Regions from separate parts of the Mus musculus genome. Here regions 2, 3, 4, 5 and 6 are each linked to region 1. The links are chromatin loops, found by intact Hi-C in ENCODE. Cell type or tissue: heart. All regions are shown on one strand. Links, peaks and the distances in the headings refer to the core of each region. The heading gives the core; the rest is flanking DNA.

Evidence for each region. Peaks named below come from ENCODE experiments on the same cell type or tissue, not always from the same donor. Only the 100,000 strongest peaks of a DNase experiment are listed, where the experiment ranks them.
Region 2: it touches region 1 in a loop (4-fold over the local background); 7 of 42 quality-filtered maps call a loop at or near these places.
Region 3: a loop joins it to region 1, with 6 times the contacts of the local background. A loop is called at or near these places in 16 of 42 quality-filtered maps.
Region 4: a loop joins it to region 1, with 4 times the contacts of the local background. A loop is called at or near these places in 8 of 42 quality-filtered maps.
Region 5: it touches region 1 in a loop (2.4-fold over the local background); 6 of 42 quality-filtered maps call a loop at or near these places.
Region 6: it touches region 1 in a loop (6-fold over the local background); 5 of 42 quality-filtered maps call a loop at or near these places.

The regions. Positions count from the first base shown.
Region 1 is chr8:33,928,906-33,934,158 of GRCm38, forward strand. It overlaps Rbpms (RNA binding protein gene with multiple splicing), which reads right to left and starts at 958. Exons shown (of 8, transcript NM_001042674.2): 1 at 571-958. The coding sequence starts at 636. In heart, for the core only: a CTCF peak has its summit at 2,850 (motif pointing right); DNase peaks (open chromatin) are centred at 1,216, 1,426, 2,316 and 2,926; H3K4me3 peaks cover 2,294 bases; H3K27ac peaks cover 2,876 bases.
Region 2 is chr8:33,801,314-33,806,566 of GRCm38, forward strand. The region is part of intron 6 of Rbpms (RNA binding protein gene with multiple splicing); the gene reads right to left. Among named protein-coding and RNA genes, the nearest start is that of Smim18, 56 kb to the left of the region's middle. In heart, for the core only: CTCF peaks have their summits at 2,772 (motif pointing left) and 3,835 (motif pointing left); DNase peaks (open chromatin) are centred at 2,358, 3,248, 3,518, 4,178 and 1 weaker place; H3K27ac peaks cover 1,409 bases.
Region 3 is chr8:34,063,062-34,068,314 of GRCm38, forward strand. It overlaps Gm40487 (a long non-coding RNA gene), which reads left to right. Exons shown (of 3, transcript XR_870314.2): 2 at 203-445; 3 at 1,314-1,510. Among named protein-coding and RNA genes, the nearest start is that of Gm40486, 9.8 kb to the left of the region's middle. In heart, for the core only: CTCF peaks have their summits at 2,041 (motif pointing left) and 3,090 (motif pointing left); DNase peaks (open chromatin) are centred at 2,480 and 3,050; H3K4me3 peaks cover 398 bases; H3K27ac peaks cover 1,471 bases.
Region 4 is chr8:33,766,502-33,771,754 of GRCm38, forward strand. All of the region lies in intron 6 of Gtf2e2 (general transcription factor II E, polypeptide 2 (beta subunit)), which reads left to right. Among named protein-coding and RNA genes, the nearest start is that of Smim18, 21 kb to the left of the region's middle. In heart, for the core only: a CTCF peak has its summit at 2,123 (motif pointing right); no DNase peak of the experiment used is centred there.
Region 5 is chr8:33,795,120-33,800,372 of GRCm38, forward strand. Rbpms (RNA binding protein gene with multiple splicing) reads right to left here. Exons shown (of 8, transcript NM_001042674.2): 7 at 1-31. Among named protein-coding and RNA genes, the nearest start is that of Smim18, 50 kb to the left of the region's middle. In heart, for the core only: a CTCF peak has its summit at 2,353 (motif pointing right); DNase peaks (open chromatin) are centred at 2,062, 2,372 and 3,692; H3K27ac peaks cover 2,547 bases.
Region 6 is chr8:33,839,558-33,844,810 of GRCm38, forward strand. The region is part of intron 4 of Rbpms (RNA binding protein gene with multiple splicing); the gene reads right to left. Among named protein-coding and RNA genes, the nearest start is that of Gm51528, 82 kb to the right of the region's middle. In heart, for the core only: no CTCF peak of the experiment used is centred there; a DNase peak (open chromatin) is centred at 2,854; H3K27ac peaks cover 3,352 bases.

The sequences.
Region 1 (5,253 bases), core at 839-4,838:
GCTTTGGGGAACCCAAAGCTTTTAGCCCTTGTTACTCTACGCCCCCACCCCCACATTCGACCTCTCCCAGGTTCGGCGGGGGTCTCCGACTCATCGGAGAAGAATGCGTCCTATGAGTTATCTATTAATCCAAAATGTCTCAGCTAAGAAGATATTTCACCCAGAACTTTTAACACCGAAAGGGAGGGAGGGAGTAAGAGAGGGAGGGGAGCTGGGGTCGGAAGTATCTTTTACTGAGAACTTTCCCAGAGTTTCTCCCTTCGCCATACCTCCCTCCCTCCAATTTCCAGCTGCAAGACGCAAGAACCCAAGTCCTGACCCTCCCTGGTCCCAATCATCTGAGGTCACCCGGGAGTCAGCTCTCGATTCCGCTTTCAACATCCCGAGTAGACAAAGCTGAGCATTCTACTTACAAAAGTCTCGGGAAAGTCCTCAAAACTTATGCAATAACCAGAGGCAGGCGGACGCGCGTGGACCCAGTCCCGCGCCCTCCGGACGCCCGCGTCCCGTGCTACTCCCCCCAGCCCCGGCCCGTGCGCCCCGCGCCCCCCAGCCAGTCCCCCTCAGTACCTCCTCCTCCTGAAGGTTGGCCTCGCTCGGGGTGTTCTCCTTCTCGGCTTTGCCGCCGCCGTTCATCTTCCCGGTCCTTCGTCGCCGCGCGGGACTGGGGCGCGGGGTTGGAGGCGAGGGCGAGGGCGCGCTCGCCCGCTGCTACCTTCCCCCGGGGCGGGCTGCGGGGCTGGAGCCGGGCGGCGCAGCGGAGAGCCGAGACGGACCGGCGGGCGGGGACCTCCGAGAGGCCGGGCGAGCCCCGGAGTCGGGACGCGGCCGAGACCGAGGAGGCGAGGCGGCGGGCGCGGTTGGGACCGGAGCCGCCGAGGACGCGCTGCTGGCAGGCTCTGGGCAGCGGGGCCGCACGCAGCGCGCTTTCTCTCGCCTTCCTCCCTCCTCCCCTCCCTCCTCTCCTCCCCTCCCTCCTCTCCTCCCCTCCCTCCTCTCCTCCCTCCGCCCTCCCTGGACGTGCGCGGCCGGACGCAGCCCAGAGAGACGCGGATCGGGACAGCGAAGCCCCCCGCGAGAGGAGGGGCGCGGGGCGGAGCGGTCGAACCCAGGGCTGGGCTGGGCTGGGCTGGGTTGGGCTTGGGGGAGGGGGGGTCGGCACCGGGGTCACGAGGCCGCGGGGACCGCGGGCGGAAGGTCGGGCCGCCCCTTCTTTCTCCAACCCCGTGGACCTAGGCGTCTGGGCGGGCCAGCGGCGGTGGGCTTGGAGAGGGGGCTCAGAGCCGAGGACAAGCCTTTCGGGGTAGGGGTGGGGGGCACATGGACTGGAGCGCGCTACTTTTGTTTGCTTGCTTTTCACGACGGGTGTGCACCCAAACCCACCCTCCGTGGCAATACCCGCCGAGACTCGGTTCTTCCCGGGCAGAAAGGTGACGGGCACGCGGGACAGCCCACCACCGAGCCCCGCTTTTGCAGGACACCGCTTGCCACCCCATTGCGGGTGCCCGAGTACAGCGAAACCTCCCAGCCTCCCCCCGCCCCCCCCACTTCGGCCGCTATCGCTCTCTAGGCTTCCGGCCGCCCCTGTTCAGACTCGCACAGCCGGCACCAGACTGTTCTGGAATCGGGTCTGTTTACATCACTCTACGGGGAGCCCCTTCCTGGAATACAGGACTACGTCCTGTTTATCTCTGCCATAACTTAAGTAGGCTACCTGGAGCGTAGTCCCGGAGCGTAGTAGGCCCTCCATATGTACTTGTTGACTAAATATCCCTCACTGCCCCTCAAAGGTCAAGACATTTATCTCTAGAGAATCAAAGCAATTACCCAACACCGGATGACCGCATAGCTTCCACTTCCTCATCTATAAAATGAATAAATATTTCATACATATATACACACACATACATATTCTCCCATTTCACTGATTATATATATACACACACACATATATATTACAATCATTATATGTGTGTGTGCATATATGTATGTATGTATGAATATATATATATATCCCAGGGTTTTAGAGATTATAGGTGGGGCGAGCCTCAGGTTCCTAACACCCATACTTGCACAATTGTGGTTTACAATAGGCGGAAGCTAGCATTATTATTAAGGAAGTTTCCATTTTCCTGGTCCTAGAGAACTTTTCCAACAATAGATCCTGTAAGCTCCTAGACTTTTGACTAGTTTGGACAGACATTTAAAACCCACGATTCAGCGGATGGTGCCTGTCTCTCTGAGGAAGTTCGTCTGGCATGCCGCACCAATCACGATTTCTCATTTATGGCTTGGTTTAACTGTTTATCTCTTTCTCCCTACTCCACATTCTTTACCCTTCCCCGCTTTGTGTGCGGTTGGGGGTGGGGTGAGGCGGGAGAGGGTGGGAGCTGAAGATAAGGGCCCTGCCTTTAGGCAATTCAAAGTAGTGTTGTGGAGACAAGATACCCCAAACAACTCCAAGGCAACATAGTCGCTGAATCCTGGTTCAAATTATAAAAAGCAGGATACGCGCAACGTCGTTCTTTTGCTTTTAAAGGCGTTGCGAAGTGAAAATCCATAGTGATACTTGGTTTTAGATCATAAGTTTTCTTTGAGGGGATCTGGAGACGTGGGAAAGTTTCTAAAGGAAAATAATGTTTTAAGTTGCTGTCATAATACCACTGCTCTCTGTAGGAACCAAGATGCCTTCTGGGAGGAAATGAACCAAGAGTCTTTGGAACAGCGGTAGAAAAAGTTCAGAAGCAAAACTGCAGTTGATTGGAAACTTTGTCCGCGTTTTGATTTATTGATTGTGCTGATTGGCAGCTCTTTGCTCGGCCGGTTTTTCAGTCAGTTATAAGAGGAACCACGAGGGGGCAGTGTCTTTCTGAGCGATACGTGAGTGGTGGGCTTGGGTGGCTGCACCGGCCAGTAGAACTAGCTAGCCCTTTGCCCTTCTTGGCGATTCCTGCCTGAATACACTCCACAGAGAGACATTGTTCCGCAGGAGCCTGGCAAGGACCCAAGAAAAAAATGACAAGCTGGTCCTTAACGGTTCCAGTGGGAACCCATTTACAAGAAGGTAGATTAGGTTGTGTGGTTTCAGGATGCTGGGAGAATCTCTGCTCTCACCAGGAAAAAAAAGTGGCTTAATTCCAGGTATGGAACCTGATTTTTTTTTCTTTCTTCCTTTCTTTCTTTCTTTCTTCTTCTTCTTTTTTTTTTTTATCTTGAATTCAAACCAAAACTTTGTCTTTTGTTATAAAGTTATCAACCTCTGGTGTAAGAAAGAATAATAAAAAATTAAAAAAAGAAAGAAAGAAAGAATAAGTCCTGTGAGGGGAACCTGCCTGGCATCTTTGTGTGTTCCCAGCATCTGGACAGTGCCTAACACATAGCAGGCACTGTTATTTTTAATGAATAAACACACCAGGTAGTGGTGACACACGCCTTTAATCCCAGCACTCTGGAGGCAGAAGCAAGCAGATCTGAGTTCCAGGCCAGCCCATGATCTACAGAGCAAGTTCCAGGAAAGCCAGAGCTACACAGAGAGATGCTTTCTCGAAACAAACAAAACAACACAAACAAACGAACATCCTGATGGTGTATAAAAATGGTCACTACACGGGGTCATAATTAAATTCTGGAAGGTCTAGCCTGGATGGAGACACTGCCTACAATAGGAGGATTGAAGAAAAAGATTTCAAGAAATGAAATGTAAAAAAAAAAAAAAAAAAAAAAAAAAAAAAAAAAAAAGGGCTGGTGAGATGGCTCAGTGAGTAAGAGCACCCTACTGCTCTTCCGAAGGCCAGGAGTTCAAATCCTAGCAACCACATGGTGGCTCACAACCATCCATAACGAGATCTGACTCCCTCTTCTAGAGTATCTGAGGACAGCTACAGTGTACTTTAAATAAATAAATAAATAAATCTTAAAAAAAAAAAAAAAAAAAAGTATGGTTCGAGGCCAGCCTGGTCTACAAATTGAGTTCCAGGACAGCCAGGACTATAAAGAGAAACCCTGTCTCGAAAAAAAAAAAAACAAAAACAAAAAAATCACACCACTGTATTGACAAAGAAGGCAATCAAGTTGTCAGAGACAGCAGAGTACTGTCTCAGTGCAGTAAGAGAGTGAGATAATACGACACCTGGAAGACAGGATTTCATTTCTATCCTTTCGGTAAAGGAATGGTATGGACTTATTTGGAAGAAAAAAAAAATTCCAGTAACGTATTAAACAACAAAACCCAAGGAAAACCTGCAAGCCGACCTTCAATATTTATAATCTGGTTGCAGCTGTAAGAAAAGGAGGAGAGGGAGGAAAGGAGGAAGGAAGAGAAGACTCAGGAGTTATATGTTCAGCCAGGCTATAGTGATCTTTATAACTTATTTACTATCTCAAGGATGAAGTTTCACCTACGGTAGCTGATAGTTGCCCGGCATGCGAAGAATTATAAGACAACAAAGGGAGTTTATATCCCTGCAAAACAGGGCTATTGACCGGGAGACATTTGCCCTCTCACCTGCCTCTTGTTCGGCCATATTTCTGCCTGGCCTGCAAGGTTGCATACCAGGTTGAAAGGGAAATATTGTGTGCACCTGTAGTCCCCGTGAGTCATCACTGCTACGCTGGCAGCCGTCCTTTTGAGAGTTGCTTTAAGAAATCCAAACCCGTAATTATGTCTTAAATGTTTGTCTCTGGGAATTGCAGGCATGAAAGGTCTATTTGGGGGCTATTTGCACAGCTCGGAGTTATTGCAGCAGGAGGCTGCAGAACCTACCATGAGTGTTACAATTGTTAACTTTGTTGATCCAAAGTTTTCCAACCAGTTACTATTTTGTTGGCGTTATTTTATCCTTGACAACACAACTCTTCCTTAGTTCACTGCCATCTTTTTTTTTTCTTTGTTTTGTTTTGTTTCTTCTTTTTAATAGTGGCACATGATATTTACCATCTTAGCTATTTAAACGCACAGTTTGGCAGTGTTAAATATATTCAACCTGTATGGCATTCCCTGATTTTTATCACCTCCTCAGTTGTAAAAAACAAACAAACAAACAAACAAAAAACCCTCTCCCTCATTTTGAGAAACACAAGCAGCCACAGGCTAGACCAGACAAGGAAGAAAATCAGGTTCCCAGCCTCCAGCTCCAGCCAGATTCTCAGCACAGAGGATCAGTGCCTATTGGCCATCCTTTTTGAACATATTGTCTTGGAAATAAATCCTCCAGCCCCAGGTGAGCTGTCCAAATTGATGCCATGTGGGAAAAA
Region 2 (5,253 bases), core at 539-4,538, 130 kb before region 1:
CGCAGTCACAGGGCAGCAGTGAGACACCTGTCCTCTGATAATGCATTTCTCCCTGATTGTCACTCTTCTGGTTTCTGGCTTTGGTGTCTCAGGTGGCTTTTGTTCTTTTACCAAGCCAGGAGAGCAGGAAGCTTGGGCCGAGTCCCTTTCTATGCAGAAAGTTCAAACATTTCCTTAAAAAAGGCTAAACTTGGGGGTGGGGGGAGAAGAGGGGAAGGGGTGAAATGCTTGTCTAGAACGCTCTATCCCCAGTACTGAAAGCAAATAAATAAACAAATAAATAAATCCAGCCAAAGGAAAGTAAGCAACATAAAAACCCAAACTGCAAGTCACTACAACGCACCAGACATTACTAACGCTTTAAGATTCTTAGCCCCACGTTCCTGAAGCTCTGAGATGTTTAAGGCTGAGGTTGGCCAGGCAGCCCTGGAACCCGCACATGGCCCTGTACTACCACTGCCTAAAGGAGGGCCCGCAGGAAGAAAGGACTGCAACTTGACCAGCTGAGGTGGGTACTGGCCCCTACAACTCCAGCCTCCACAGACGGCCAGGGTTCCCACTCCGGAAAGCCTGTCAGGCATTGAAGACTAGAGAGTCACAGTATGTAGGGGTGCCTTCCACAACCGTGAGCTCACAGACCTGCAGGGTGGGGGGTGCCACTGCTCAGTAAGGCCTAGGCTTCCCTCAGCCCCTTAGGGCAGTCCTGGGGGGACATGAGGAACAGCGAGTGTTCAAGGACAAGCCAGGACTGAGAAAGGGGATCTGTGGTTCATAGCAGTACACACCCCAAATTTCCATGCCCCTCCCTGACTTCTGAGAAAGGATATTACTAAGACATTAAACTCCTTCTAGGGGTCAGAAAGGCCTAGTTGACGGTCCTGACAGGACTGGCCAACAGCACTAAACTTGCTACTACCTGCTCAGCGGAAGATGAGCAATACAGAGTATGAAACCTTGGTCAATGGGGCCCAAACCAGGCACCACAGTTTCCCAGGGTCCCTAAACCCTTGTGCTCTTGAGGAAATACCTTGTGTGCCCAAACCTTAAGTCTATGTTCTCTGTTCTCCACAGGGCAGTAGCGACTAACAGCAAGATGAGAAATAATTAAAACAAACAAAAAAACACTGTAATCCAATTCTTGTTAGTTTTATCGTGGGGCTGGGAAGATGGCTCAGAGTATTGTTTAAGTCTGCCTTGAAAGATGGAGGCAGGGTATTCTCTGGAGCAAGCTAGCTAGAGAGTCCCACCGCGTCAGTGAGCTCTGGGCTTGAGACAGAGCCTGGTCCTCAATGAACTGGGTCTAGACTGCATGACTGCCCTCGCATATATTCACAGCACACACATCAAAATGGAAAGAGAAGACAGTTACACACTACTGGGTAAACAAACACCCAGCTCTGGTGACAAATGGGTACAGACCTGCAAGTAACCCAGACAGCCTCGAAGTCTGTCCGTCTGTCCATCTAAGTTCTTTATTTGTTTGCCTGTGGCAGTTTCCTGTGGACTAGCTCTCAATTTGTTTGGAGTGAAACCTCTAAAAAAAAATTTTCCAGGGGTGCCTCAGGGATGTCTCAAGATGCACACCTGAGAAGTCTGCAATAATTTACAGAGTGTCTGTCCCTTGGGGAGGAGCCCCCTGAAACAGCTGACCTCAGGACCTTCCTCGACCTCGCTTCCCTGACAATCATTCAGGCCCAGCTCTGGGGCTGCTCTAGTGGGGGTGGGGGACAGGGGCTCCACCAATGCTATGAGGTGAGACCAGCAGATTCACAAGGCAGACCGGTGACCGAGGGTCTGTATGTCGTCTTCCCCTTCCGGAAAGTGGAAGATGAAACATGTCTCTGCTGCCCAGTGAGTCACACAGTGTAGTTTGCAAACGTTACACATCCATGGCCTTGAGGCTAGATAATCATTTAAAAATGCTAATGACAGATTTCTGACACTGGCTACAGAGCCACACCATTCTCTGTATAAAATGCTAAGGCAGCACCCGTGCTTTGCTGTCCTGTCTCTTCATCCAACTTGGAGAAGGTGGGAGTTGTGAAAGAATCTTACTAAAGCACAGGCTGGCTAGGCGCTCTGGAGTCTTCTGTCTCTGCCTCCCACGCACAGGGATGACAGGTGTGTGCCACCATTAGATCAGAACCACTGGCATCTGGTGGCACAGAAAGACCTTTAAACCAGAGCGGAGAATGGCTGCTCACGGCTAGAATTGAACCAGAAGTGGATCCAACTCCGTTTTAAGGGCAGGTCCCGTTTCTTGGCTCCTCCCTTCCTTAGGAGCAGAGCAGGAAGGCAAGGAGGATGTGTCCACTAGGGAGATCTGTCAGCCTTGTTCGGATGCGAGCACTTCCGGTGGCGGATGACTTGTTGGCACGAGCATCTTCTAGTGTAAAACTCAGGGTGGCTCCGGAGCTCAAGAAACAGGCAGCAGCGTCGATGAGGCCCGGGCCCTGGGCACAGTCTCCTGGGGCACTCTTTCAGAGTCTGCTCCCATGGGACATACAACTCAGTTGCTATGGGCCTGGTCCTCCCTCACAAACCTCAGCCAGAGATGAAATACCTCGGCTCCAAAATTGTAGCACCGTGAAAACATAAAAAAAAAAACCAAAAACGCTGTAGTCTACTTGAGACCATTTTTTTTTGCTCTGATTAAAATTTTTATTGAAAGCTCTCAAATATTATCAAGAAATAGTTTTTTTTTGCAAAAGGGGGAGGGAGGGGGTTGCTAATAAATTCAACACGGGAGCTCCCTCTGCTGGTCTGCAGTAGGTTGATATGTGACAAACACATTCCCAGAGACAAATCTAATCTGCTGAAGAAGTGGACAAAAGACAGGTGTGTTGGGCTTTGCCTCTGGAGAGAAACACTAGAAGAAAAAAAAAAATCCACGTCTCAAAACAGAGCACAACAATCAAAAAATAAAAAAAATAAAAAATAAAACTAGAAGACTCTCCAAAACATTAAGTTTCCAGAACAAAACACCACTCGGCTAGTAAGGGGCCGCCCACTCTGCTCCCTCCAGTTAGCATCTCGGAAGCCATCTTTGCCTCAGAGTCTCTTCTGACAGATTTCTCATCTACTTAGAGGGGAAAGTTCCAAGGAGTCATTAGAGCGAGGCCTCTCCGAAATTCCAGTAAGAGCAAGTCTCTGGTGAGCCAGCGCCTTGCTGTGTTAGCCAGCAAGGAGAACAGGTGACACTTGCTCGGGTCACCTGTGGAAGCGCTGCGCTTTGGGGACAACCTTCCATCTTCTCAGACCCGTTTCCTCATTGTACAATGGGCTGGGCCTGCTGTCTATAAAGCCTCTACTGGGTCACTCCAAGTCCCAGCCTGGACCAATACATTCGACAAGAATGTTCTCTTAAGTGACTCCAGAGAAGAAGTGGGATTCCAAGACACAGGCCTCTCACCACCGCAGGTCAGAGTTCCACCCAGTCTAGGCTGATGGCTGAGTCAAGAGGATGCCGGGCTGGGTAAGTCTCAAGAGAAGGGGGCCATCTAGGTGATGCGAGCCAGTGAGGCACACGGCCAAGATCCAGCGAATCTTGCACTGTCTCTCCATCCTTTCTCAGTGGCGTAGACTTCCTAACTCTCCCACGAGATCCTTGTTAGAACCTTCACCCTCCATATTCCCCAGTCACTCCTGAGTCCATCTGTTACATCAGGACCAGAGCCAGCGATCCCCGTTCTTTCTGGACACTGCCAGGTCCTGATTCTCCAGGGCAGTGGTGAATGGCCTGGTTGCGGACTACCCAAAGCCACAGATTCTATAGACTATGTGTAACCTTCTATCATTCTATGATGCATGCCTGCCCCTAGTGGCCTCAACTGTTGGTTGCTCCTTTTGAGAGGGGGCACAGCACCCGCACATGAGGTATGGGACACACACAAAAGGGGCTTTTAGTTGCTCTTTGCTGTCAACAAAGATCAAAAATATAAAGGACTAAGTGACAGACAGTCACAATTTAGCCCCCCACTTGCCCGCTATCTGTCGGCTATGACGGCTACTGAATACTGAGGCAGGGATACTGGGCAGAGCACAGAAAAGCAAAAGGCACGTCTGGTCGTTGACTTCAGCTTGTTTCCTGGACCACGGCCACTGCCGGCCACTCCCTGCCACCTTCAGCACGTTTTTCCTCATTCCTCACACTGCTGTGTAGCTTCCCCAGGGAGGATATTTTGGCCTGTGGCACAGGCACTGACTGAGGGCTTCCTGCCTGCCTACAGCTGATAGGCCCCCGGAGAGCAGCTCAGAAGGGCAGCTGCCAATGCAGGCAAGAAACCCACTGCTCTGTCAGATTTAGAGTTAAAGAGCACTCAGCCCTAAGCACTTGGGGCTGCTCACAGGGGTTTCTTACAGGGGCCTTAACCAGGACTGTCCTGTGCAACATGTTTCACCAAGCCCTGGAAACAAATACCAGGCAAAATAAACATAGCCCCACCTGACCGGGCTGATAAGCTAAAAAGATCGACTGTATTTGTCTAGTGTGCATTTGTGTGTAGAAGGCAAGGGACAACCGGAAGTCAGTTCTCTCTTCCATCGTGTGGGTCCTGAGGACTGAACACAGGCTTTGGCAGCAAGCCTGAGGAGCCATCTCGTCAGCCCCATAGCCCCGCAAGTTTTAAAAGGCCAGGCGGAATGGAGGATTAGTGAGAAATACGTACAAGTGTTTTACTTGTTAATGACTGGCATTTTCCATAGGTCAATCAAATGAGGGGTTACTTCCAAGGGTGAAGGTCAGCTCTGATTATTATCCTCATACGAGACAGACCTCAGGGAACCACAGCATCCGGGGGAGAGGAACCTTCCTATGCCTCAGACTGTTCTTAACTAAGCAAGAGAAGCTCGCAGCAGATGGCTACCTTTGCCACACACTGGGCAATGAACAAGCTTTTGTCTTTCCTAGAATATGTTTCAGGCTTCTCCATGGAAGCCTCTCTCTGGTCTCTCAGCTCCCTGGGGACAAGAGCGCAAGCCTTTTAATCCACACACGCCAAGCACACATTAAAACCTGTGTCAAGTGCACGCCTCCCTTCCACACCGGATGCATGGACACACGCACTCACGCACGCCTTATGCCCCTGTGGTGCCCTTTTGCTAGCTGGGAGCCAAGGAGGGAAACCTGCTCGGTCTTTGAGTGTGGCATGAGGGTGAGATCATTAGGGAAGAGAGAGGTGGTCCTTTGGGGGCAGACATCAGGCAGTGGGTGGGGTCATGGCTGTCAGATGGTCCTCGGAGGTCCCGGAAGGG
Region 3 (5,253 bases), core at 665-4,664, 130 kb after region 1:
GAGCTGTCTGTACTCGTAACCACCGAGCAGTCTCTCCAGCCCTTCCCACACCTGTTTTTTTGTATAGGGGGATCTGAACCCAGATCCACTGCCTACACAGGAAGCACGTGATCTCCCGAGCCATGATCCTCCCCCGTGGGCTGTTTAAAATTTGTAAATTGTTTTTGGAATGTTCCAATTAACATTTTCAACTTTTTTTCAGGGCATGACCGGCTCTGGGAGCTGAAGCTACAGAGGATGATAAGGAGGACTCTTGAAGTGGAAAATGTGCCTCAGCCTCGGGAAGGAACTGCATCCTGGAACTGGAGACCGGGATGGACTCCAAAGAGGCCTTTCTGGCTCATTCCGGTTCCCTCTGCACACCTGCCTCAGCCTGTGGTCGTTTAAAAAAAACAAAAACTACTCCTGACCAAATTAGCTTTCTAAGCTGCCCGTGGCGGTTCAGGTGAGTAACAGTTCCACTCGCGAATTCCTGAGGGGAATTTGATCTCTCGAGGCTTTCCTGGGCCATCCTCAGCGATGCCAGAAAATTGGGAGCCACTCATCAGAGCCAGACACACAAGCTAACCCTAAAGTGACAGAGAGGCTTGAGACTGGAAAGATGGGGACCAGGGAAGATGGCCGGGTAGTAAACAGATCGCCACACAAGCACGAGGACCTGAATTTGAGTCGCAGCATGGTCCATATGAGAGCAAAGCCAGAATTTGTAACCCTAGTGTCAGGAGAGTATAGCTAGTGGTTCTCGGCCTTCCTAATGCTGCGGCCCTTTCATACAGTTCCTCATGCTGTGGTGACCTCCAACCATAACATTATTACGTCGCTACTTCATAACTGTAATTTGCTATTGCTATGAATTGAAATGTAAATATCTGATATCTGACCCCAGGGAGTCATGACCAGCAGGTTGAAAGGCACTGGTATAGACAGCCGGTTCCTCAAAGTTTACTAATCTGAGAGGTAAGCTCCAGGTTTAGAGGGAGACTAACTCAAAAGGTCGGGAGGAGAACAATAAAGACACTTGATCTCTGGTTTGCAAAAGCACACTCATGGGTGAGTGTACTTGAACAGACAAGGAGAGAGAGAGAGAGAGAGAGAGAGAGAGAGAGAGAGAGAGAGAGAGAGAGAGAGAGAGAGAACACAAACAAGAAAACACACACACACACACACACACACACACACACACACACACACACACACCGAGGGGAAATAGGCCAAAGCGTTTGCCCAGCAAGGCAAAATCTAATTCTCCAGTTTGGAATGTAGATCTGGCATAGTCTTATTTTCTTCCATTTCCTGCTTGCCTCCCTATCCAGACTCACCCTGCATAATGCATGCAGTTGACCCTCCATGGCTACAGGGCTCTGCACAGATTGTTCGCACTCTGGAATGTTCTTCCTCCTTTTCCACCTGACTGGCTTCTAATCATGCTTCAAAGAGTCAACTCAAATGTCACATTCTCATGCACAGAAAGTAATCTCTAGTCCGGGTCTCATTTTACTGGGAATTAATCATCTTAGTTGTCATGGTGAGACTTGTTACCCTTGGAGGGGCGGTAGCAGCATGCATCTTGGGAGTAAAGTGGTGTTCACAGTAAACTTCTGAAGGATATTCTTTTTTTTTTTTTTTTTTTTTTAATTTTTTTTTTAAAGATTTATTTATTTATTATATGTAAGTACACTGTAGTTGTCTTCAGATACACCTGAAGAGGGCATCAGATCTCATTACGGGTGGTTGTGAGCCACCATGTGGTTGCTGGGATTTGAACTTCGGACCTTCGGAAGAGCAGTCGGGTGCCCTTACCCACTGAGCCATCTCACCAGCCCCTGAAGGATATTCTATTCGCCACCAGTTCCTATGAACGACGGTTTCTAAATGGTGACGGTGAAGTTACAATTGGTAGCAGTATCAAAAGATATGAAAGGGGCTGGAGGGATGGCTCAGCGGTTAAGAGCACTGACTGCTCTTCCAGAGGTCCTGAGTTCAAATCCCAGCAACCATATGGTGGCTCACAACCATCTGTAATGGGATCTGGTGCCCTCTTCTGGGGTGTCTGAAGACAGCAACAGTGCACCTTCATATAATAAATAGATAAATCTTTAAAAAAAAAGATATGAAGATTTTTTTGTTTTTTTGTTTTCTTTGTGAGTCAGAGAAAGTGGGGAGGGAAGGAGAGGTTCCTGATAAGATACTAGCTATTCCCTACTACTAATAACACCTTAGGCATATCACAACCTAACAAATGACTACATTTCCCAGACTTCCTTGTGGCCAAGGCCAAACATATGACTAGGTCCCCACCCTAGTTTATGGATAGAAGAGATAAGCGTGACATCCATGCTTATTGCTTAAGGGGAAACAGTTTGCTGTCTGCTTTTTCTCTTCCCCTTTTTCTGGACCAAATATAAGGTGGTCATGACCCAGCTTTGACCACTCAGCCAAGAACAACATCCTAGGAACTGTGATGCAACATGATGGGAAGGAGCCACGTCCCTAAATGACCCAAAGGAGCTCAACAGCGCCAGCAGCCTGGACCACTCAGCTCTGGTCAGTTGCGTCTTCTTCAAGCCAAGAGTTGGGATCGTAGCCATGTTACCAATGCTTTACTCTAGCCATCTAGCCTTGCGGCCAAACAGGAGACAGTTCTCTAGAGCAGAGAAGAAATCACTGGTCCCCTTTTTGTCTCCATACCCCAAACATCAAACATAGCATCTTATAGATGAGAAGTGTTCAAGGAGCCTTTGATAATTCAATGGGTGCTGGGCTGGAAGGGAGGGAAGAGACAGGCGGTAAAAAGTGAGTGATGGAATGGGCTGTAGTCTTGGAAGTAGAGTGTTTGCCTGGCATATAGGTAGGAGGCAGGCCCTTAGTTTGATCCCAGCATGGCAAAAAAAAAAAAAAAAAAAAAAAGACGGAAGAAAGAAAGGAAAGATGAATGGAAGGAAAGAAAGACTATGTTAGAACATCTCTGAACAGCCCGTGAAGCAAGCGCAGGTGAAGGAGGACTTCCATTGCTGCCACCTAGATTCCATGGAACTTTTTTTTTTTTTTAAAAGTTAGGGGGGAAAATATCACGTTAGTTGATTGACCCCTGCTGGCCGTTTGGAATTCTGCAGCTTGAATCAGTCAAACTGTTCAGCCAAAAATGTCTTCACTTTTTAGAGATCAAGGAAGCAGCTGTTAAAAATCTGAATCCACACTTAGGAAGCACTAAAACCCAACAACGATAGACACAGCCGGGGGGGGGGGGTCGGGGGGGGGGACAGACGACGACTAACAATAACAGAGAAGTGCTCTGGGCCGGCCACGGTGGCGGCGGTGCTGAAGCAGCCCTCCTCCAATGGAGGAGGGATGGCTCAGGATCTGGTTTTGCTCTAGAAGGTTGATTGAAGCTCGGGGTCCAGTTTCTCCTTTTTATAGATGTGTTTCTGTCCTTTGATCATGTCAAGCCGTAAGATGTCTCTCTGGTCCTTTCTCTTCTCTCCTCCTGTCATTTCCTTATCTGTTTCCACAGCTTGGCCTCTCTCTCTCTCTCTCTCTCTCTCTCTCTCTCCCTCTCCCTCTCTCTCTCTCATTTCTATCAGTGGAGTTAGTCATGACATTGTTGAGTTATTTGATTAAGAAAAAAAAATGAGGGCTGGTGAGATGGCTCAGCAGGTAAGAGCACCCGACTGCTCTTCCAAAGGTCTAGAGTTCAAATCCCAGCAACCACATGGTGGCTCACAACCATCTGTAACGAGATCTAGCACCCTCTTCTGGAGTGTCTGAAGACAGCTACAGTGTACTTACATATAATCAATAAATAAATCTTTAAAAAAAAAAAAAGAAAAAAAATGAAAGCTGAAAAATAAACAAAAAACTTTCTTTCTTTTTTTTCTTTTTTCTTTTTTTAGTTTAGTTTTGTTTTCTTTTTCGAGACAGGGTTTCTCTGTGTAGCCCTGGCTGTCTTGGAACTCACTCTGTAGACCAGGCTGGCCTCGAATTCAGAAATCTGCCTGCCTCTGCCTCCCAAGTGCTGGACCCACACCCGGCTGTAACAAAACACTTTCGTTCACAAACTCTCTCAAAGCATTGTCAAGAATCAGAATCTCCTCAGACTAGAAGAAGGCATCCCAGGGCAGCGGCAGGGCTCTTCTTCAGTTTTGGGGATGGGGGAGATGCTTCTAAAAACCAGCCTGGTAACTCTCAGAGTGGCTGGAGAGATGGCTCAGTGGTTAAGAGCGCTCACTGCTCTTTCAAAGGACTGGGGTTTAATTCCCAGCATTCACGGAGTGACTTCAACTCCAGTTTCAAGGTGTCTGACTCTGTCTTTTTTCCTCCTCTTGAGGCCCTGGGCACTCTTTTTTTTTTTTTTTTTTTTTTTTTTTTCGGTTTTTGGTTTTTCGAGGCAGGGTTTCTCTGTGTAGCCCTGGCTGTCCTGGAACTCACTCTGTAGACCAGGTTGGCCTCCAATTCAGAAATCCACCTGCCTCTGCCTCCCGAGTGCTGGGATTAAAGGCGTGCACCACCATGCCCGGTGAGGCAGAACACTCATATGTGCTGCATAGTTTTACATAAACTTGAGACAAGCTAAAGTCATCTGAGAGGAGGGGACCTCAGTTAACAAAAGTCCTCCATCAGATAGGAAAACCTGTAAGGCATTTTCTTAAGCAGTGATTGATAGTGAGGGCTCAGCCATTTGTGGGTGGGGCCATCCCTGGGCTGTGATTCTGGGATCTGTAAGAAAGCAAACTGAGCAAGCCAGTAAGCAGCGTCCCTCCATGGCCTCTGCGTCAGCTCTTGCCTCCAGGTTTCTGTCTCATTTGAGTTCCTGTCTGGACTTCCTTCAATGATGGACTACAGAGTGGAAGTGTAAGCTAAATAAACCCTTTCCTCCCCAACTTGCTTTTCGGTCATGGTGTTTCGACTAAGCATCAGAACTCCACCAAGGACAGTGGATCTCAATAGGTGGCCCAGTCTAGACTTGGACTGTGTAGCCCAGAACTCAGGAGGCTGAGGCATGAAGATAGTAGCTTTGAAGACAGGCTGGGCTATAGAGCTCAAGTCTAGCCTGAGCTATTCAGAAGGGCTCATACCTGGAGACAGAGGGCTTGTGAAAGGCTTGTAGGATATTCCTGATGGAAGATGGATTCACCCCAAGCCAGTCACTGGGGCTTTCTCTCTTTGCACACTGAAAAGTATGTGGTCTTTTCTGTTTCTTTGGCTCTGGCTGCTGGAGAAAGAAGCAGAAGGTGTTGTTACCAACTATCTATGATG
Region 4 (5,253 bases), core at 546-4,545, 160 kb before region 1:
GGGTCAGTTCTCTGCTTCACACATGTGGGTCCTCACAGCTGAACTCAGGCAATCAGGCTTGGGGTACAGTGTGCCATCTCACCAGCCCTGAAGCTTACATTCTGAAGAAGACGATACACATCTAAAAATTTTACACAGTCCGTACACTAGCAAAGACATAAGTGTTTTGCCATGCTTGTTTAAGGGGGAAGGTGGGTGGAGTTCATAGGTGATCTCTGTGAAAATAGATGAGGTCAGCTGAAACCGGAGCCACATGCAGGCAGCCAGGAGCATGTCCGTGTGTCTGATGGTGCAGAGACACCTGCTGGGTCTCGTCTAATGATGTTTGCTTAATCAGATTTAGTAAATTGTCTTTTTATGACAGCCATTTTGTTACTCTTATTCATCTGAAATTTAAATAAACATATAAGCTTTTTAAAAAATATTTTTAATTTAATTTAATTTTATTTTATTTTATTTTTTTTTTAAAGATTTATTTATTCATTATATGTAAGTACACTGTAGCTGTCCTCAGACACTCCAGAAGAGGGCGTCAGATCCTGTTACGGATGGTTGTGAGCCACCATGTGGTTGCTGGGATTTGAACTCCTGACCTTTGGAAGAGCAGTCGGGTGCTCTTACCCACTGAGCCATCTCACCAGCCCTATTTTTAATTTTATGTGTGTGGGTGTTTTGTCTTTATCACATATCTGCATGTTTCCTGTGGAGACTAGAAGGTGGCTTTGGGTTTCCTCGCACTGGAGTCTCAGCTATGAGCTGCCGTGTGGGTGCTGGGAATCAAACTTTAGTCTTCTGGAAGAGCAGTCACTGCTCCTAACTACTGAGTCATCTCTTGAGCTCCAGTATAAACTTCTAATATATAATTAGTTTAAAAGTCAGTAGAATACCCTAAATGCAATGTAAATGATTATATTTAACTTTTTTCTTTAAATATTAATAAGTAATCAGGCATAGTTAATGCCTGCAACAAAATATAAATGAAATAACTGTCAACTTAAATGTGGAGTCACCATGACTCCACATATATGATACCTGATAGCTATAGGTAACCAGTAGATGTTTGATGCCTGGGCGGCATATGTGCTGTAACTTGTGATTTCCTTCAGCCGTTCACAATTCTTGGTCAAGTTCTAGAAGGTGAAAAGTGTACCTTTTCTGTGATTTACAATAGCAAGCTATTCTATATACAGTATACAACGTAGAAAATGAAGAATTAAAACAACACAAAATAGTTGTGAACAGTATTGTATTATAAACTCCATTTAATATAAACTGATATTTTTCAGTAATTAATACCTTCCAGGAAAGATGATGGGAGCAGAATTTTCAACTTTGGTAGCATTAACATTTGAGGCTAAAATTTTTGTTGTTGTTGTTGTAGAGGGTTGTTCAGTGCAATATAGAACCTTTATCAGCATTTCTGGCTGGTTTAACTGTCAGAGACACAGCTTCCCCATGGTGTGAGGCCATAGCTGCCTCTGTATATTACCAAATGTTCCTTGGGGGACAGACTGTTCTGCGTGAAGAGTGGGTTAAAGATTCAGTTAATATTTATAAAAAAGAAAATGGATTGAGATATGTTCATGGGTTCAATTATTTAGTACACTCAGTGAATATCGTTTTTTTTGACCTTATAGGCAGTGATGTGAGAACCACAGTTTGCTAAGTGTGCTATTCAGTAGCTTAGGTGTATTTTAGTTTGTATGTTCAACTTACCAATGAGTTTATCAGGATGTAACCCATTCATTGTAAGTCAAACATCTGTATGGTGTAACATGTTGCATGATAATTTTATAATCGTAGAATGCTCAAGAGACATTGTAGGGAACAGTCATGGACAAGAGCCCTGAGGATAACATGAGTTTTTAGTAGATATCGGTATAAATCACCGATGTAAAATTAATTTGAAAAAGTTTTTGTTTATGATGTAAATATGTATTTCCATGTAAGGCCAATTGAAAATCTACAGGTTTTGGAGCTGGGGTATTGTAGTAGTGTTTGCCTAGCATATATGAGGCTCTGAGTTCAAGCCCTAGCCCTGTGTCCTTCTACCCTCAGTCATGGCTCATTGTGATGTTTGTCTTTGATATGGTGGCATCAATGGTGATGTTTGTTTTAGCCCACTAGGTGTCAGTCTCCAGTAGAGCAGAAATGCTCTTGAATGGACAAGCAAGTGAAAGATCACCCTTAGTTTTGTCTATAATAAAAGCACGTGTCCTATTGTTTGTTCTGTAGGGATTTTCTTAATTAAGAAGTAAACAGAATATTTAAACTAAAGCATGCATTTAATTTCAAAAGGACATTTATTTCCTTAAACCAGACTCTTACTAATTTAGATATAATATAAATGTTGGTGGTCAAGAGAATGTAAGAGAACAGTCCAAGGAATTAAATCTATAGCTTCGATAAGATCTCCTTTCCCTGGAAACTGGGGATTTTTACCTTGTGAGTTTATGATAATTAAATAGAAAGGAATCTGGTTCCTAATTAGTACATAGAAATTGCTAGCTGCTAGCAGTAGTATTGAAAATATAGTATCTAAGAGGCTTAGTCCACCTATCTGGCCGCTTGTTATCCTAACTCAGGGTTTTGTAGTTTTGGATTTGACTAGCTAAATAGGAAAGAAGTAGATGGATTTTAGAAGTCTGGGCTGTATTTGCAACTCTCTTCTACAGCTACATCGTTTAGTGGCTCTTGGTATTTCTGATGAGAATCCCTGTATGGGACGATCTCCTCATTGCTGGTAGTTGGTTTTAGAAGCTTAAATGTTTTATCTTTATTCCTAGAGTTCTCGGATTCTTCTAGCAGCTATCGTTGTTGAGTCTTTACTTTGCACTCTGTTGCTCTTTTAAGTGATTATCTAGTTTTATTTTTGTGGTGCTGTGGATGGACCTAGGGCCTTTGGCATGCTGGGCACATTTTCTGCCACAACATGACGTCCCCAGAGCATTATATTTTGATGGTTTGGTGACATGCATGTATTTTAGCGCAATTTTTACGCCGATTGACAGTTTTCTTGTGTCTGTCTCTGTCTGTCTGTCTGTCTGTCTGTCTGTCTAGCCATATGCTTTTATGAGTGAAGCTTGGTGTCATGTATACATATGGCCAGTTTGTTTGTTTGTTTGTTTGTTTGTTTGTTTGTTTGAGACAGGATCTGTCTACATAACCCTCTCTGTCCTGGAACTCACAGCCTTGGCTTCCCACTTGGTTGGACTGTAACCTGTAAGCTGAAATAAACGCTTCCTCCTTGAGTTGGATTCAGTCAGTGTTTATCACAGTAACAGCAAAACAGAACACCTTTGTTTCAGAAATGCTTTCACAGGCATAACCAGAGGTGTGTCAGGCCATCAGTGAGGGTTGTGTCTGGGACTGTCTACCTAACCACCAGCTTATCTATCTGAGGTAACAGTTTCACTGTTTCCACTTTGGTCTGTTCCTGAGTTCAGTCTAGTTCCAGGGTTATAGTGTATCCAACCTATTTTTTTTTTTTTTTAAGCAACTTGACAATATTAGAGAAAATAAAGGTTCAGCTGGGTATGGTAGTACACACCTTTGACCCCCCCACTTGAGAGGCAGAGATAGGTGGGATCTCTGAGTTTGAGATTACCCTGATCCACAAAGTCCCAGGACAGCCAGGCTACAGAGAGAGATACTCTGGGAAAAAAACAATGACAAAAACAGCAAAGTAACCAAAATTACCTTGGTTTTTAATTTGTAGTTTATTAGACATGTTTTATAAACTTAAAAAGTTTTTCCCGGGCTGGTGAGATGGCTCAGCGGTTAAGAGCACCGACTGCTCTCCCGAAGGTCCTGAGTTCAAATCCCAGCAACCACATGGTGGCTCACAACCACCTGTAATGAGATCTGATGCCCTCTTCTGGTGTGTCTGAAGACAGCTACAGTGTACTTACAGATAATAAATAAATAAATCTTAAAAAGGAAAAAAAAAGTTTATCCCACTTTGCACCATTATTGAACAGTTTGTATTCTCAAATATGTTAAAAATCAATTAAATTTGGGGTCCTCTCAAATACTACTGAAATTTGTGATCTAATGTTCATCTTAAATATTTGAGTAGCTATAAAATATCTGTATAGTTTCATTGATAACACATCTTGTAACAGCATTAGGCTAAAGAAAGGCAAAACAATAAAAATGTTTTATTTTTTTATAATGCTGAGTGTGGTACATGCCTGTAATTTCAGCACGTGGGAGGTTGAGGCAACAGGCTTGAGAGCCTCAGAGCAGGCCGAGTTATATACCCAGACCTTGGTTTAAAGCACAACATAGTGTAATACAGCTCAATGGTAGAATCCTTGCCTGGTATATGCAAGGCTCTGGGATTGGTCATTAGCACTGCCAAAAGAGAGAAAGGAAGGGAGGGAGGGCGGGAGAAAAAAGTAGGTAAATTCAGGACAGAGAAGTCAGGAAATGTTCTCTGGAAATGATTTATTAGCCATGCTATAGCGGGAGAGTTGAGTTTTGTTTTGGTGCATGAGCAGTATTTATCTGAGGTTGAGTTACTGTTGCTCCACCACCATGACCAGAGCAGGCTGGGAGGAAAGGGTTTCTACTTACATAGAACACATAGAACTGTTCATCATAGAAGGGGATTAGCACAGGGGCTCAAGCATGGAAGGAGTCGCTTGCTTTCTTACCACACCCAGAAAAAATAGCTCAGGGCTAGCACCACAATGGGCTAGGCCTTCCTCCTCCAATCACTAATTAAGATAATGTCCTGCAGATGGATCTTATGAATGCATTTTGTCCCTAGAAATGAGGTTCCCTCGTTTTTAGTTAGTGTCAAGTTGACATAAACTAGCCAGGACAGCATATATTTTGAGGTCCTGTGTTAATGAACAGATTCATTTGTCACACCATGGCTAGTGCTATTCTTGTAGGGAATGCCTCTGTGACTGTGTAATAAGAAATCTTTAGCATTCAAGCTTTTTTTCCCTTTGTTTGTTTGTCTGTCACTTATTCTGTAGGCTTAGCCTGGTCTTGAACTCACAGAGATCCATCAGCCACTGCCTCCCGAGTGCTGGGATTAAAGGCATGTGCCATCACCCCTTGGCAGCATACAAACTTTTGCACATATCAAATAAAAAGGCAGGTCAAGCAGTTTGTTTTCAGAGAATTTAAATTTTACAGTGTCACCAACAGAAGCATAGTAAGAAGTCTCTGGAATGAAATTAGCCAGTGAATAAGTGATATTATGAACACAGCTTCTTTCCCTTTTGTTTACACAGATAA
Region 5 (5,253 bases), core at 582-4,581, 130 kb before region 1:
AAGTGGCCTCGGAGGGAGGGATCCAGCGCATCTGAAAAGACAGGAGAGGCCGTGAGGCAGGGGCCCCACCTCATTCTGGGACTTCAGACCCTGTTGCTTCTCCAAGACGGGTCAATTCACACTGGCCAGGGTGGCATTTCCTGCCCAGGGGTAGAAAAGTCCCACAGCAGCATCCTGAATGTCTAACATGCCTTATGAAGACCAGACACATTCACAGGGCAGCCCACTTCAGCCAGTATTAGGGTTCTGTCAACTACCACTTCTTTTTCAAAGCTCCTCTCTATACTTCTTCCCAAGCTGGGAGACTTAGTTAAACAAAATGTAAACAAAGGGAAGGGTACTTCATGACCCGCCTGAATGGAACTGAACCTTCTCTGAGAGCCTGTTCTCTCAGGAAAAGGGTCAGCTTTCTGGCATGCTGTGTTCACCAGGCCCCAAGAGGCACCCGTAGCCTGTGACAGAGCTGGACAAAGGTCAACAGTAGTGTTGCCTCTTCTAACCAACCTAACACAGCCAGACTGAGGGACACTCTTTCCACCCGGAAGGACGCTCTGGGATCTTACACTACACAAAATCTGAACAATAGAAGGGCACATATGTGTCACCCTTACCACCCATCCGCTGACAATGCCAGTTTTGTCTATAACCCGTTGGGCAGAAGGAGGCATGTTTACCCATGTCCCCACCCACCATTCTTTTTTTTTTTTTTTTTTTTTTGAGATAAGGTCTGTCTTCCTTAGCCTAGGCTAGCCTCTAACTCACCATGAATTACTCTTGAACTCCTGTTCCCTGTCTCTGCTTCCAGAGAGCTGGGCTTACCAGGCTAGCTCCTCTCCCATTGTTAAGTAAGAGGGGTGGCCTCCCATGGAGTGCAATGAGCAACACAGAAAAGTGCTTCTGGGGACAAGGAAGACATAAAGGACAGCAAAGAGGGGAGAGACCTCAACAGGAGACAGGTTTACTCAGGCTCCTGAAACATCAAGTTGAAGACGGAGCCACTCTGGCTGTGGTGGAGGGACACCTGGGCCAGAGGCAACTCACAGACAACCCTCTGAAGACTCGTGCACTGTGGGGTTGATGGAAACTGGCCGCTTTCTCTCTTTCACAAGGGTGGGAAACAAGCCGTCCCAGAGTCCAGCTCAGAAGGCAGAACCAGGCTCTGCTAGATCTTGCCGAGCTCTAAAGGCTGAGAAGCCAAGGAATTGGGTCCTAGGGAGAAACTAATTCTTGCCCTGGTCCCCAAGAGCTCCTCGTGTTTTCCTTCTGACTCAAGGACCCCACAATAGCAGCCATGTCCCCTAGCTGCCAGTGCAGAACAGGAGGGGCCAACTGTGGCCCCAAAGAAACCAAACCAACCCCTAAGGATAAGGTGTCAGCTTCTGGTACATCAGCATCTACCTCAGACATCCCTTAGGCCATCTTCTACACTACGCTTCCTCAGGGACTGTGTCAGATGTTATTTCCTCAAATACTGTGAGGGTAAAGCTATATTGCTGGGAGCCATCGGAGCCCCCAAAGATCCTGGAAGCCAGGCAGGCATCTTTCCCACCAGGCAGGACGGGGTAAGAGATCAGAAACATCCTTACAGACAGACTAAACACCCACACTTGAGTGTCTGTAGAGCAAACGGACCCACAGACAGACAGACAGACAGACAGACAGACAGACAAGAGGGGACAATGTGGAAAGACGTGGGTTAGGAAGGCTAGAGACCAGGAGCAGGAAGGTGGAAGACAGAAGCAGCACGTACCTACCCTTGGTCATGGCTGTTCGTCTCAGTCCGTTTGCTCACTAAGCAGAGAGCAGAGCTGGGGCTGCCTTCCTGAGACAGCTGGGAAAGGGCAGCCTCGGGGCCAGAGCCCTCAGGCCAGGGATGCTGGGAACCTAAACCCGAAATGGTCCATGTGCACTGTGTCAGTGTGGAGCAGTGGTGGCAGTTGTGCGGCCTGGGTGTGGGGTGGGGATGTAAGGCCCTGCGGCCAACGTGGCATAGTGTTCACCAAGAGGGTCACAGGGAGGGGCTGGCAGGGAGGACAGTGAGCTGCAGGGTAGATGGCATGGGTTTGGAACTGGTGAAGGTGACTAAGAAAAAGAGGGGTCCTTGCTGTCTGCCACCCTAGCCTCCCAGGCTGCCTCTCACTTCAGTACTCCCCACCACCCTTTGTGAGCGAGTGTGTGCATGCATGTACGCACACGTACGCACACACACACGCACACGCACACGCACACACTCACACACTCAAGCACCCTCAATCATGCAGTCGCTGATGGAGAAAAGATGGACTCCCACATCTGCCGGCCAAGACAGCCTGGCTCTTGCTGAATTTCAGACACGCGAGGCACCCGCCTTCCTGCAGGGGGCAGCGCATGCCAGGCCAAACAGAGCAGCTTCCTGTTCTTGCACCCAGTGAGGGACCGAGTGCGAGGGGCGTAGCCAGGAGTATGGGCAGCTGGCCCAGAAGAACAAGCTGTTTGGTGCTAACCGCAACAGCTTCACCTTTACTGCATTTTGGGCTGTTTGTTCGGCTGTAGCTTTTGGCCCCAGGTCACTCCTGTCCATGTCCTGGAGGCTGCTAGACTCCTCATTATCACTGACTGCAGGGGCCACAGGCTACTCCAGACTTGCTCAAGCTCAGCTCTTCAGAACAGTTAAGTGCACACATTGAAGCCATGGAAGAGCTGGGGTAACCCTGGCGATTTCTGCACTATCAACAGAAACGTGCAGGAAAACACACACACACACACACACACACACACACACACACACACACACACACACACACACACACACTACTCACACACTACTCACACACTACTCACATGCCTATATATAATCCCAGGGCTTTGAGGCCCCCAATGAGAACTTCTAACAAAATATTTAACTAACACAAACCCTGACTTAGTGTGCGCCAGACAGAGACAGTGTCAAGTGTAGCAGACCAAGAAGCCTAGAGGCCTGAAACAGAACAGCACAGTGACTCAGTTCACTGCCTGCAGCCACACTGTACGGACTCACACTCAAACACTTCTCACAGAAAGGCAACTTTGTCAGGCTCCACACTATCCCACGTGGTGACAGACCAGACAGGAAGAGCAGATACCTGGGCCATGAATAATCAGGAGGAGAAAAGAATCACGCTGGAGTCGATAGTGAATACTTGGGAAAGATGCAGAGTTGAACACGACACCTAAGCACCGCACAGAATATATGTTTCTGATGACGAGGCCAAGGACAAAAAGGCCTGACTGTCTCCAGGGTGGAACTCCCACTCAGTGCACCATCCCTGGCACCTCGTGTACACTGAGCAACACAGGGCAGGGCTAACAGTCACTGGCCTTGATGGTCCCCTCTCTAGTGACCAGTACCACTGTCCTCTTTAGATTCCAAGAGTGATGAGGAAGGCAGGGCAGGGCGATCAGTACAGTTAGCTGATACCCTTTGGTGGCTTTTTCCTCTGCTGTCCCTGGGCCATTGGGCTTACCTTGGCCTTTAAGAAATGCAGTCATTCCATGGCTATGGTCCAAGTCATTTCAAACCAAGAGACCCCGTTTATTTGTTCATGGATTTATTTCTATGTGTGTTAGGAAGGAGGACAGCCTGGCCCAGTTGGCTTGCCTAGTGGCAAGCACTTTCACCTGCTGACCCATCTCACTTGCATTTCAAAGTGCCCTCTGGGCTGCTGGCACGCACTAATCCAGATATGAGGTACCCACTCTTGACTTAGATCTTCAAAAGTGTGACTGGAAAAAGACCCGGCTGGAAAGGCTCTCCAACCCAGACAGTTTGAGAGCAACACACCGTGTCCTGGGGTTGACAAACACAAAGCAGTGTGTAACAGGGTTTGCTGTGACATGGAGGGACTTGTTCCACTGATTCCCTGGGCATCCCAAGGTCATCTGACCGCACAATCTTTTGATTCTCTGCCAGCTATACCCATGGAGCTGAGAAAAGCCAGCTTGGGGCCCGGTCAGTGGTGATGAGATTGAATCCAGTGTGGCATCCAATCTTCCTGGTCTAGTGGCCATGGAACAGAGCCCAAAGCAAGCCCACCCCCTGACTGATACCCTGAGCTCCATTCCTGCGATTTGTATGAATTGGTCCAAGGCATCAGTCCATCATCCTATTCATCCCAGCAGCTGGAGAAGGACCAAGTGAGAACTTCTTGGCTATAGGATGATATGTATAATCCTAGCTAAAGCAGGAGGATTGCTGTGAGTCTGAGGCCAGCCTTGAAGCCATGGCAAACACGATCTCAAAATACCAAACAGTCTCAGCTGGAGAAGGCTGCTTCTTCAAGGATGGCTAGCCAGGATGACTGTGTGTCAGTCGCTGGCCTGTGAACCTCACAGTCAAGGTCCTAGAATCATGAGCCCCCTCCTCAAAGACCAATCCCTCTCTCAAGTCTCAGCTCTTCCACCAGGCTGTTCTGAACACAAGTTAGGGTCCTGTGTCCAGGCAGGTGTGTGGAATGTGCTCCAGTGTCTCCCAGTTCGCTGGGACGCCACTCTGGTCGAGAGCACCCAAGCATGTAACACTCTGCGTCAGATTCGGTCCACAGTGGCAGCTTACCATCCGTATTTAATCTTGTCAGCTTGTTAATTTTTAACTATGTTTGCTAGCAAGGGCCATTAGAGGTCCCTGGGCGCTGAGCTTAGTCAAGCGGGCAGAGCTCGTGCACAATGTATGAAGATTAAAGTTGGGGTGCCCCACTTTCCCATCCTGTCACTGGGTCCTGGCCTTCCACCCTGGCATGCACGCTCTGAATAAAACATGATGCCATTTGGAGTCAATTTTCCTTTTGCTCTGTCAAAACTTGTTTTCCTCAAAGAGAAAAGTTCAAGGTCCCCTCTTAGGAAGCTTGGTGTTGGGTAATCACAAAGTTTCCTTGCATCCCTGGCATAGGGAAGCTGAACTAGAACTCACAGTGGAACCCCGAAAGTCACATAGTGGGTACCTGGGAGCCTGAGCCTCAAGAGGCAACTAGAACCTACCATGGACCATCTGGTGCCTCTCTGCCCTCACGGCAAAGCTCGGGGCGATGCGCCCACTCCTTCTGCTCTTTCTGTCACCCCTGGCCCCAACAGGTGCAGCCCAAAGGACCCACTCACCAGGTGCTGCTCCAATGTTCCCGTTCTACACATTCCTCCCATTCACCGTGGTAACTGGGAGCCTCTAGTAACTAGAGGCCCCGCTCTGGCAAAGGCAAGGTGCGGAGAGGCTCTTTAGTGAGTCCCGAATGCCACACACAGTGG
Region 6 (5,253 bases), core at 690-4,689, 89 kb before region 1:
AGGGACATTGGATTGGGAAATTGCTCGGATAAGACCGACCTAAGGTCTTGTCTGTGAGAGATCATCCTGATCAATGACTGATATATCAGGGCCCACTGTGGAGGGCAACTGGATGTAAGAAAGTTAGCTTAGGAGCAGGGTTCAGTTCCAGCATCTCCACGGCGACTCTAAACTGTTACTCCAATCACGATATCCTCTGCTAGCTTCTGTGAGTACTGTTCGCAGGCACACGAGCGCACACACACACACACAAAAGCAAACAAGACTAACATACATAAATAAATCAACCTGTCCGAGCACTGGAGCACACACCTTTGTTTCAGTGGTAGGGAGGCAGAACCAGGAGAATCTCTGTATTTTAAGTCTAGCCAAGTTTACATATGGAGGCAGATGAACCAGAGCTAGAGTCCCTATCTTTAGACATAAAAAGAAATACATTTAAAATAATAAAGCAAATGAGCGAGAGCTTCCTATCTAGCAAGGCAGTGAGCAGCCGCAGGCAGGGTTCCCAGGTAGTTTCTGAGTTCCTAATGTGAACCCCTTCTGTGATAGCACAAACCCTTCCCTCTCAGAGTTATGTCATGTCTATGTGACTTATCACAGCAAGGAAGGCAAAGAGAGCACAGGCTGATGCACACCCTGTATGCCAGGTCCTGGAAGCCAAGCAAGAGGACCTGTAATCGAGACCAGAGATACCGTTTTAGAAGGCAAACAGGCAGAAATACCTCAGGGAAAACAATCAGAATGCTGCCCTACTAAGTTCCTTTCCTTTCATTATTCCTGAACAATACAGGAAGCCCCAGTTCTCAAGACATCATGATGAAGTCCCATCTCTGACTCTGGGTGAGTGACAAAAGCATACTAGAGTTTTCTTTCCCTCAGGAGTTGATTCAAACGGGCGGCCTGTAAATCACGTGACAGGAAACCACCTGGTGGGAAATTTAGGCACCTGACTGATTATCTTTTTATTGAGGGATGCTGAGTCTGATTATCTGTTTAAGGAGATACATGCCCACACATTCCAGAAGCCCCTCCCCTGGCCGTGGTGGCTCCAAGACTCTCAATGCTAAGCCTCACAGCTTCTCTGAGGTCTCACTTAAAAAATAATTCAATTTTCCCTTTCCAACTTTTGATTTCCTTTGGAAACCAGCCAAAACCCTAAGCAAGTGGCTTAGACACCCTGTGTCCTCTCCTTTTTCTGAGGACCCCTGCCACCTCCACACAGCTGCTGGCAGGCCTTCCCTTTCTTGTGTTCTAGCTCAAAAGGCACAACTTTCTTCTCTCCTTCAACTCCCTGTTCCCGGCAGCTGCCAGGAATTACAGCCTGCTTGCCCTGCTGATTTTCTCTCAAACTCTCGAGTAAAGGGGTCCTCGGGCTTTCATCAAGGTTAAGAACTCGTATTCTCGTAGTAAGCTCTACTGTCCAAGCCCAAATTCTAATGAATTTACTGATAGACAGGGTCTTCTCTACTCCAGACTGGCTCCAACTCTCAGGCCTCTTTGCCTCCCTCCCCAAGTGCCTGCATGGGTCATGGGGCTTCAACCACACCCCAGCCCACCGGTTCTCAAGTGTGTGCTCTGATGAGCAGTCATGTGGAACTGTCTCTGTTGAGAGCAGCACTCCAGCCCCACAAAACTCACTGTCAAAATCCCCCACTCTCTCTCACAGGCTAGTGAGCCACAGGATGGGAGAAGCATGCACAGAAAGCAAAACTTACACTAGAGCTGCCACCTCCCAAGGCTCGGCTTGCTCAGACCCTTCCGGTTGAGAGGCTCAGACTGTCCTTTCTCTACACCTAACTAACACCAAATGGAAAAAAACCCTCTTCCGCTTTAAGGAATGGGGGTTCCAGAAGTAGCCAGGCAAGGTGCTTACGTTGAGGTGGGGGACAAAATAGCTTTCTGCTTAAGCAACCAGGTTTTGCCCAATCCACTCTTACTTTCAAATACAGAGTACCAGAAATTACACGGAGAACCGGAAAACAGGAAAACCCGTTTTCTATTATAGTGGTCAGCTTGGCTCTTCCTTAGCCTCGGACCATGTTCAGGGCTGGAGCCATGGCTCAGCAGTAAAGAGTAACAGAGCTCTTTGTAAGGACCCGAGTTTGATTGTCAGTACCCTCCTCTAGCCTCTTATAGGTACTGCTCTCACATGCACATACCCACAGACAGACGGACAACACGCGCGCGCGCGCGCACACACACACACTTTAAACAATCCTTTGTAAAAAGATCATCTAACTTCATAGCGTATCAACAGACTTCCTAGGATCCCAGAACACAGTAAAGAACCCGACAAGGCCCTCAAGGAAAAGTTAAGCTTGCTACTGAGTCAACGCCCTTTCTATCCTGGTGACAGGGCCGGATCTTCTATTGTTCCTTCTGCTCCGTGACTTAGGGGTAAAATCTCCTATTCTGGAGCTCTGCTACAATCTTTTGGTTTTAGCAAGCAAAGGAGGCTATTCTACAACCTACAGACAGCTTCTCTATGACCCAGTCTCTACCATGAAGCAGCTGGCCCAACGGGCTCATCCCTGCGGCTCTGTCCTATCCCTGCCTACACACAGGTGATGTTCATGAACTCTGTCTCATCTCTCTTTTCCAGAGCTAACACTTCCCTGCAGGAAGGCTTAAGAACTCAAAAGGTGAGACTGCAGGGAGGGGCAGGAAAGTGATTTCCTGCAGGGTTATCAGTAAATACCAAGCACTGAGAACAATGAGTTGAATCAGCACTGTTGGTTACTGTCAGCAGTAGCAACAGAAAACAGTACCCGGGGGAGGAAGTGCTACCCAGCTCTCAGGAGTAAACAGAGTGACCCGGTGGACGATTTCCTAGGTTTTTAGATTCAGGCTCAGTGAGATCACCACTTGGCTGGGCTTGACTAAACAGTGACTAGTCTCCCAGCAACCTGCTTCTCCTATAAGGAACTCACTCCTCTCCCCTACAGTTGACCATATCGGCTGAGAGACTGACCATTAGCCATTCAGAAACACGCTAGACTCAAGTTTTCCGATCACAACAGCGTGTGGGAAAGCCACAGGCAAGAGATCCAGGGATTGGAGGCCATTTAATTATACAATATTATGTTCAAAATATTTCTTTTGGCTAGGTGGGGTGGCATCTGAGAGGCCAGAGGAGTTCAAGTTCAAGGGCAGCCCGGGCTAAGCAATGAAACTTGTCTCAAAACAGATTTCCTGGGCTTCTCTTGTATTTCAAAAATAAATTCAGTACCCATTAGCAACTACTTACTCTCTTTCTCCTTTTTCTCTCCTAATTCATTCCCCAACAAGCACAAATAATAATGCATCCAATCTGAAGGACTATATAGCTCAGTTAAATTTGCAGAAGTAAGATGCAGCAGCATGTAGCCTTTTCTGACAGGACCCTTTAACAAGAATACGGTTTTCTAGGGTTAGTTATGTTGTCCAAGTACACACTAGTATTTCACTGATTTTTTTTCAATTGTTGAATAATCATGTTATTTAACATCTTTCACCAGTTAATGGGCATTAGATTGTTTGTATTTTAGGGGGGGGGGCGTGCCCAGATGTGCACACAACTACATGCCTCTTGGTGCTTGCATGTCAGAGGAAAACCAGTGTGGACCAGTCTTCTCCTACTACCACATGAGTTCTAAGGCTCCAACTGGGGTTGCTAGGCGTGACCACAGGGGCCGTCGCCCACAGAGCTGCTCACAACCCTGTTTCAGCTTCTTTACTGTGTTATGAATGAGGCCACTTCACACCTGGGAACAGGCTTGTGTATGAACACACACTTTTGCCACCCTCGGAGCAGAACTGTAGCATGAGGTAATTGTATGCTAACCTTTCTGAAGAAGAGCTTTTCAGACCACTTCAGTTCCCCCACAAATACCCAAGCCTCCTGATTTCCCCACACCCATGACCAGACACTACCTGCTGCCAATCTTCGTGCTGGCCACCCCTTGGGTATGAAGCGGTACCTCTTATGGCTTTGATTTATACTCCTCGGACTGCTGTATTTCAAAGAGCGTATAGAGAAAGTAGGTCTTCTGTTTTCAAAGGGCACTTTGGTCACAGAGCGAGGCAGTACCCCGGGGACAGGGCTTTCAACAGAAGGAAATTAAGTTGAAAGGCCTTGCTTTTACTTTAGAAATTAAAAGCAAAAGTTTGAAATAAAAGCTGTTTTCAGGGGGGGGGGGGCTCTGAAGGGCGTGCCACTTCCAGCACAACAGGTAAGCACACACGTGAAAGATGCTCCAAGGGCTGGCGGGGGCTGAAAGGTGGAACGGATTTATAGTTTTCTGGAGTGTTATCAGCTTTCACTTCTGCAGGAATCATAAAACAGATTGAAAACAGATTCTGGCCAGGCTTTTACACAAAGCTCTCCCTCGAGGTCTGGGAAAAGAACCTTTTCATTCAGCTGAGCCTCACACACTGAATGATGACGGGGCTAAGACAAACCACTCCAGACCATCGGTTACCTGGATAGGATTCATTCAGAGACAACAGCTGGCAGTTACAGAGAGTGTGACCCATCGCAAACACAAAGAAAAAAGCAAGACTTGACAAATGCAGGAAATGAAAGAGACTTGCAAAAAAAAAAAATCCATACCTGGAAATCTTCCTCGTATCACCATTATTTCTGAAAAGGAATTAGAAAATTTCTACCACTTAACAAACACCATTGTGTCCCAGTGAAATTGCATTAAAAAGCTGGAGGAGGCAGGGCATGGTAGTGCACTCCTTTAATCCTAGCACTCGGGAGGCAGAGGCAGGCAAATTTCTGAGTTCGAGGCCAGCCTGGTCTACACAGTGAGTTCCAGGACAGCCAGGGCTACGCAGAGAAACCCTGTCTCGAAAAAACAAAAAAAAAACCTAACAAAAGCTGGAGGAGGACAGGCGGGGTTCTGTGGTGCTCAGTGGAGGACTGAGGATGCCCAGGATGAGCCGTGTGGTGCTCAGTAGAGGGAGGGTCATCTATAGAAACAGGAAGTTCACACAATTTTATAGACTGCTTGCTTCCCAACCAATTGAGGACAACTGGAGCTGGGAGGTGCTTGTGGGCTGCTGACCACCTACCTGGTGTTAAGTGGGAGAGGTAAGAATGAGTCAGATCCACCCAGAACAGCACACACCTCACTGAGAGAGGCTGGGGTCCGAACAGAGATGGTTAGTGTCCGCCCAGCATGCGCAAGGCCTGGGGTTCAGTTCCCGGCAGGTTAGGGGTGAGAAGTGTGCGCTGTCAGGCTCAGCTCAATCGCGACACTGCCA